Linked DNA regions of Mus musculus: region 2 is linked to region 1. A link is a loop called in an ENCODE intact Hi-C map of the cell type or tissue named here. Cell type or tissue: left cerebral cortex. All regions are shown on one strand.

Evidence for each region. Peaks named below come from ENCODE experiments on the same cell type or tissue, not always from the same donor. Only the 100,000 strongest peaks of a DNase experiment are listed, where the experiment ranks them.
Region 2: a loop joins it to region 1, with 2.2 times the contacts of the local background. A loop is called at or near these places in 1 of 42 quality-filtered maps.

What each region holds. Positions count from the first base shown.
Region 1 is chr2:90,913,558-90,916,057 of GRCm38, forward strand. Ptpmt1 (protein tyrosine phosphatase, mitochondrial 1) reads right to left here. Exons shown (of 5, transcript NM_025576.2): 4 at 427-618. Among named protein-coding and RNA genes, the nearest start is that of Ptpmt1, 3.2 kb to the right of the region's middle. In left cerebral cortex, a CTCF peak has its summit at 1,302 (motif pointing left); DNase peaks (open chromatin) are centred at 384 and 2,143; H3K4me3 peaks cover 78 bases; H3K27ac peaks cover 1,450 bases.
Region 2 is chr2:90,967,432-90,969,931 of GRCm38, forward strand. All of the region lies in intron 1 of Celf1 (CUGBP, Elav-like family member 1), which reads left to right. Among named protein-coding and RNA genes, the nearest start is that of Celf1, 28 kb to the left of the region's middle. In left cerebral cortex, a CTCF peak has its summit at 988 (motif pointing right); no DNase peak of the experiment used is centred here; H3K27ac peaks cover 715 bases.

The sequences.
Region 1 (2,500 bases):
TATAGCCCAGTCTCTATAATGAATTCCAGGCTATTCAGGGCTATATAACAATATACTATCTCAAACAAACAAAAAATAAGGCTCTTCCAGTCTTCTGCTGGGTTTAACAATCAAACTCCTTTTTTTTTTCTTTAAGACCTGTGCAGGCAAGCACTTTGACATACCTTCTCATTTAAGTTTCCTGTCACATTTAAGCTAAAGAAACAGCATCAGAGAGGAGAATCCACATTTATCTATCCTGACTGGTAAGGGCAGGACCAGAGAAGCTGGCCTGTGCACAAAGCATGGCTGTTTGGCATGATGCCATATTTCCTTCTGACAGCCTAGAAGTGGGTAATGGCTCACTCCAGCAAGGCCTGTCAGTACACAATGCTACTGAACATCTGGAAAGCTGTACCAAGGCTACTCCAGCGCTACTTTTCCTACCTGAATCAGATAGGCTGCCACCATTGTGGCACTTCTGGATCGACCAGCCTTACAATGCACATAGACACACTGGCCCAGTGCCTGGTACTTGAGAGCAAACTGGACTCCTTTGTGGAGATTGGCCAAGGTTGGGACCCCAGTCATGTCGACTGTGCTGAGCCGTAGCTGCTCAACTCCTGCTTTCTTCCATTCCTAGAACCAGAACAAAAAGGAAAGGAAAATCAAAGAAGCTTGAGGTAAATGGTTTGAAGAGGAGGTCCCAAGCAGCAAAACAGCCAGCAAATGCCAGGGTTTACTATAAGGTAACTCTTTCCAAAGACAGAAATGCTATTGAAAGCTCACCTTCCACTAAGCAGACATGCTGCTATTAGAACTATGTTCAAATATTCTTGAAATGCTTGGATCTTTAGTTCTTTTATTAGCTCTATAAAATCTACTGTGGGTCTAGAGAGACAGTTCAGTAGCTAAGAGCACTTACTGCTCCTGGAGGAGAGTTCAGTTTCTAGCACCCCCATTGGGAGGCTTATAACCACTAAGCACCTACCAACATAGTCGGGTGGGGGAGAACACTAACCCCAGCTCCCAGTTTGTGGGGAGGCAAACGTATAGGATATCTATGAATTTGAGTCTACATAATAAGTTCCAGGCCAACCAGAGCTACATAGTGAGACTGTCTCAACAAACCAAAAAACACCACCACAACAACAAAAAAAAAGTTTAAAAAAATTCAGCTGCGGGCTAGAAAGATGGCTCAGTGGTTAAGAGCACTGACTGCTCTGCCAGAGGTCCTGAGTTCAAATCCCAGCAACCACGTGGTGGCTCACAACTATCCATAATGAGATCTGATGCCCTCTTCTGGTGCATCTGAAGACAGCTACAGTGTACTTAGATATAATAATAAATAAATCTTTTTAAAAAAATTCAGCTGCAAAAGTTACGGGGCTGAAGGATGTAGGTCAGTGGTGTAGTGCCTGCCAAGTTAGCTCCTGAGATTTCCCCCACTTAAAATAACGTTAGGAAGCATGTTTTTGCCTTAGTTAGGGCCTATGCAGTGATCCAGCTGTAGGCAAGGATCACTAGTAAAATATATATTCTACCATTAGTGCATAAATATTTTTTCCACTTTTTGAGAGGTACATAGTAAAAAAAAGGGGGTTATTTTTAAGTTAAAACAACATACTTTAGACAAGAGTGGGGGCTCATGCCTAAAGTTCCAAGGCTAGGATGCTGTGAGTAGAGTTCAAGAATAGTCTACCCTATAGAATAAGACTTCCTTCACTCCTTAAAAAAAAAAACAAAGTAAAATGAAAAGCCTACCTGGTTTTGTGTAACATTATTTAAGAAACTAGAGAAATGAAATAAAGCCTTTTGTTATATTAGACAACAGTGTTTTTGCTTTAAGACTTCAAATACACTCTAGCTGCTTTTACTAGCTTCTTTGTTGTTGTTGGTTTTTAAATAAGGTTTCATGTAAGCAAGGATGACCTCAATTCTCACTGTGTAGCCAAGGATGCCTGTGAGCTGATGTTCCTGCCCCTACTTCCCAGGTGCTGAAGGTACAGGTGTGGGCCTCCATGTTCCTTGCTATTTTAGCAAGTCCCTGCAACTTAATGACTGCAAGAAGGCTGGTTTAATCCCACCAATCAAATCAGCAGAACCTGAAGGCATATTTTTGCTTGTATATCAACTGAACCAGAACCACTTTCAGAGTTGTTAAATATGCAGCTAAATCCTGTAAATATGCAGAATATATCAGGGTTGAGGGGGTGGAAGTGAGGGTGGCTGGAGGCAGGAACTTGCTACTTTAGCAAGGCTGCCAGAAGGTCCTTAGGCATCCTGGAGATTTGGAGATTTCTTTGCTCTAGGCTAGTGCCATCTTACAAAGGCAGCAACTCACATGTCAAGCGTTGTCTGTGGCTTTGGTGGCCTCTCCGTTTATACAGTTGATCACATTAGTGAGTATTAACTCTGACAGCTAATGACCCCCTTGAGACCTGTGACAATATTTTGGGAAATTCCGGGGACAGTCATGTTCTTTTGTTCTTTTTCTATAAAGGGCCCTATATACCCCAGG
Region 2 (2,500 bases), 54 kb after region 1:
TTTACTTCTTACTTGTATCTTTCCTTTCTACTCATGTAGCCATTTTGAAGAGATATGATCATCTGGCTAAAGATTAAAGCTTTCTTTCTGGTACTTCCTTTCTACTGGCGCCAAATTTCACATCTAGAAGCATAACAGTAATGGGTGCTTATTTGAGTATTTTCTGTGACTTACATGTTATATATTCGAGTCCTGATAAACACACTGAAAAAAGTACATACTATTTTTGTAACTACTTTTCATATAAGAAAATACATAAAGATGTTCAACAATTTCACAAAACTAACTAGGAGTGCATCTCAGTTGGTAGGGTGCTTAGCTGACGTCCAGGAAACCCTGGGATTGCTTAGCACATCATAAGTTAAGCATGCTGTTGAATGCCTATACTTCCAGCACCTTGGTAGAGATAGAAGGGTCAGTAGTAGTGAGTTAAAGGCCAGCTGGGATACATGAGCCTATATTTCAAAAAGAAAAGAGGCTAGCAAGATGACTCAGTGCGTAAAGGTGCTTGCTGCAGAAGCCTGGCACTGGGTTTGATCTCTGGAACCCATGTAAAGGTGGAAAGAGAGAACGAACTCCACAGAGTTGTCATCTACCTGCACAAACTTGCATGACATGCATCTTTTCCTCCCTGTGATAATGACCTTTTTTAAAGAAGAAAAATCAGTGTTCACAAAGTTACCTGGTTAGCACCAGAAACTGGAAATGGAGAATGCTGTTATTACTTAGAGTTGGTGGTAGGTTTTAATAATAATAATCTATGTCCGTAGGTTTATAGTAAATATATTATGGGGTGGTTTTTGTTTGTTTGTTTGTTTGTTTTTTGTATGGTGATTGAATTTAGGGTCACATACACACTAGACAAGCTCTTTGCCATTGAGCTACAATCTATGACACATACCCACACCTTTATTTGATTTTTTTTCCATTGAGAGATAACCTCAGTTATTTATTTACTTATTTATTATATGTAATTACACTGTAGCTGTCTTCAGACACACCAGAAGAGGGCGTCAGATCTCATTACGAGTGGATGTGAAGCCACCATGTGGTTTCTGGGATTTGAACTCAGGACCTTCTGAAGAGCAGTCGGTGCTCTTACCTGCTGAGCCATCTTGCCAGCCCAACCTCAAATTTACTATGTAGTTAAATATGGCCTTCAACACCTGATCCTGCAGCTACTTTTTCTCTCTCATGATGGGATTATATGTACCACCAGTTTGAGTTTGTGAGTATTGGGGATTAAACTCAGGGCTTTGTATGCGTTAGTTAAACATTCTATCAGCTGAGCTATATCTTCAGCCCTTTCCTTCTTAATCTCATCCTAACCCCCAGTCTTGAGAGGTGGGTGATGGAATGGAAGGACAAGCAAGCTTTTGCCTGGTCCGAAACTATGAATTTCTATGAATTTTGTCAGGATAACAGGGATCTGTTCACAAGACGTGATGCTAAAGGAGTTTGTGGTTGACCATGTAATTGCCATCCAGAATAACAAAAATACCATTCTGTCTGGCACATTATAAACAAATACCATAAAGAATGAATTTAGACAGGTAAATAATCAGTTTGGGTTTTTTCTTTGTTTGTTTGTTTGTTTGTTTGTTTTTTAAAACAATAAGAACAAAATCCCAAACAGCCAGATGTGATTGCGCGTGACTGATTTCACCACTTGGGAGGCTGAGGCAGCAAGATCTTGAGTTAGGAGGCCAGCATGAAGTAAATATCAAGTTTCAGACCAGTCTGGATTGTGTAGCATAACTCTGTCTCAGCAAGATGGAACCCATTTTTGTGAAAATTTTTATTTGTTTGTTTGTTTGTTTGTTTTGAGACAGGGTTTCTCTGTGTAGCCCTGGCTGTCCTGGAACTCACTTTGTAGACCAGGCTGGCCTGGAACTCAGAAATCCACCTGCCTCTGCCTCCCAAGTGCTGGGACTAAAGGCGTGCGCCACCACTGCCCAGCTGAAAAATTTTTAAAAAGGCATTTATTTTTATTTCATGTGCATTGGTGTCTTTCTTGCATGTATGTGTGTATGAGGATGTCAGAACTGGAGTTAGAAGTAGTTATGAGCTGCCATGCGGCTGCTTGGAATTGAACCCTAGCCCTCTGGAATAGAAGCCAGTGCTCTTGACCACTGAGCCATCTCTCTAGCCTTAGATTTCCCCCACCCCCACCCCCCAAGGCAGGGCTTTTCAGGCTGTTCTAGAACTTGCCTTGAACTCAGAGATTTGCCTGTCTCTGCCTCCCAAATCTAGAATTAAAGGTATGCAAGTGTGCCACCACCTCCTGGTGAAATATTTGGAGTTCTGAATTAAAGATTGCACTTTCCCTTGGATGTATGTAGGTTGGTTTGTTTGTTTGTTTGTTTGTTTGTTTCTAATGCAAGTCATAGATTATTAGCAAATTCATAACAACTTAAGGCAGAGAACAGGTTCTTTCAGGCCCTTTTCTTTATGTGTGGTTTCCTAAGTTCCAAAATAGTGGACTTTAAAAAAACAATGT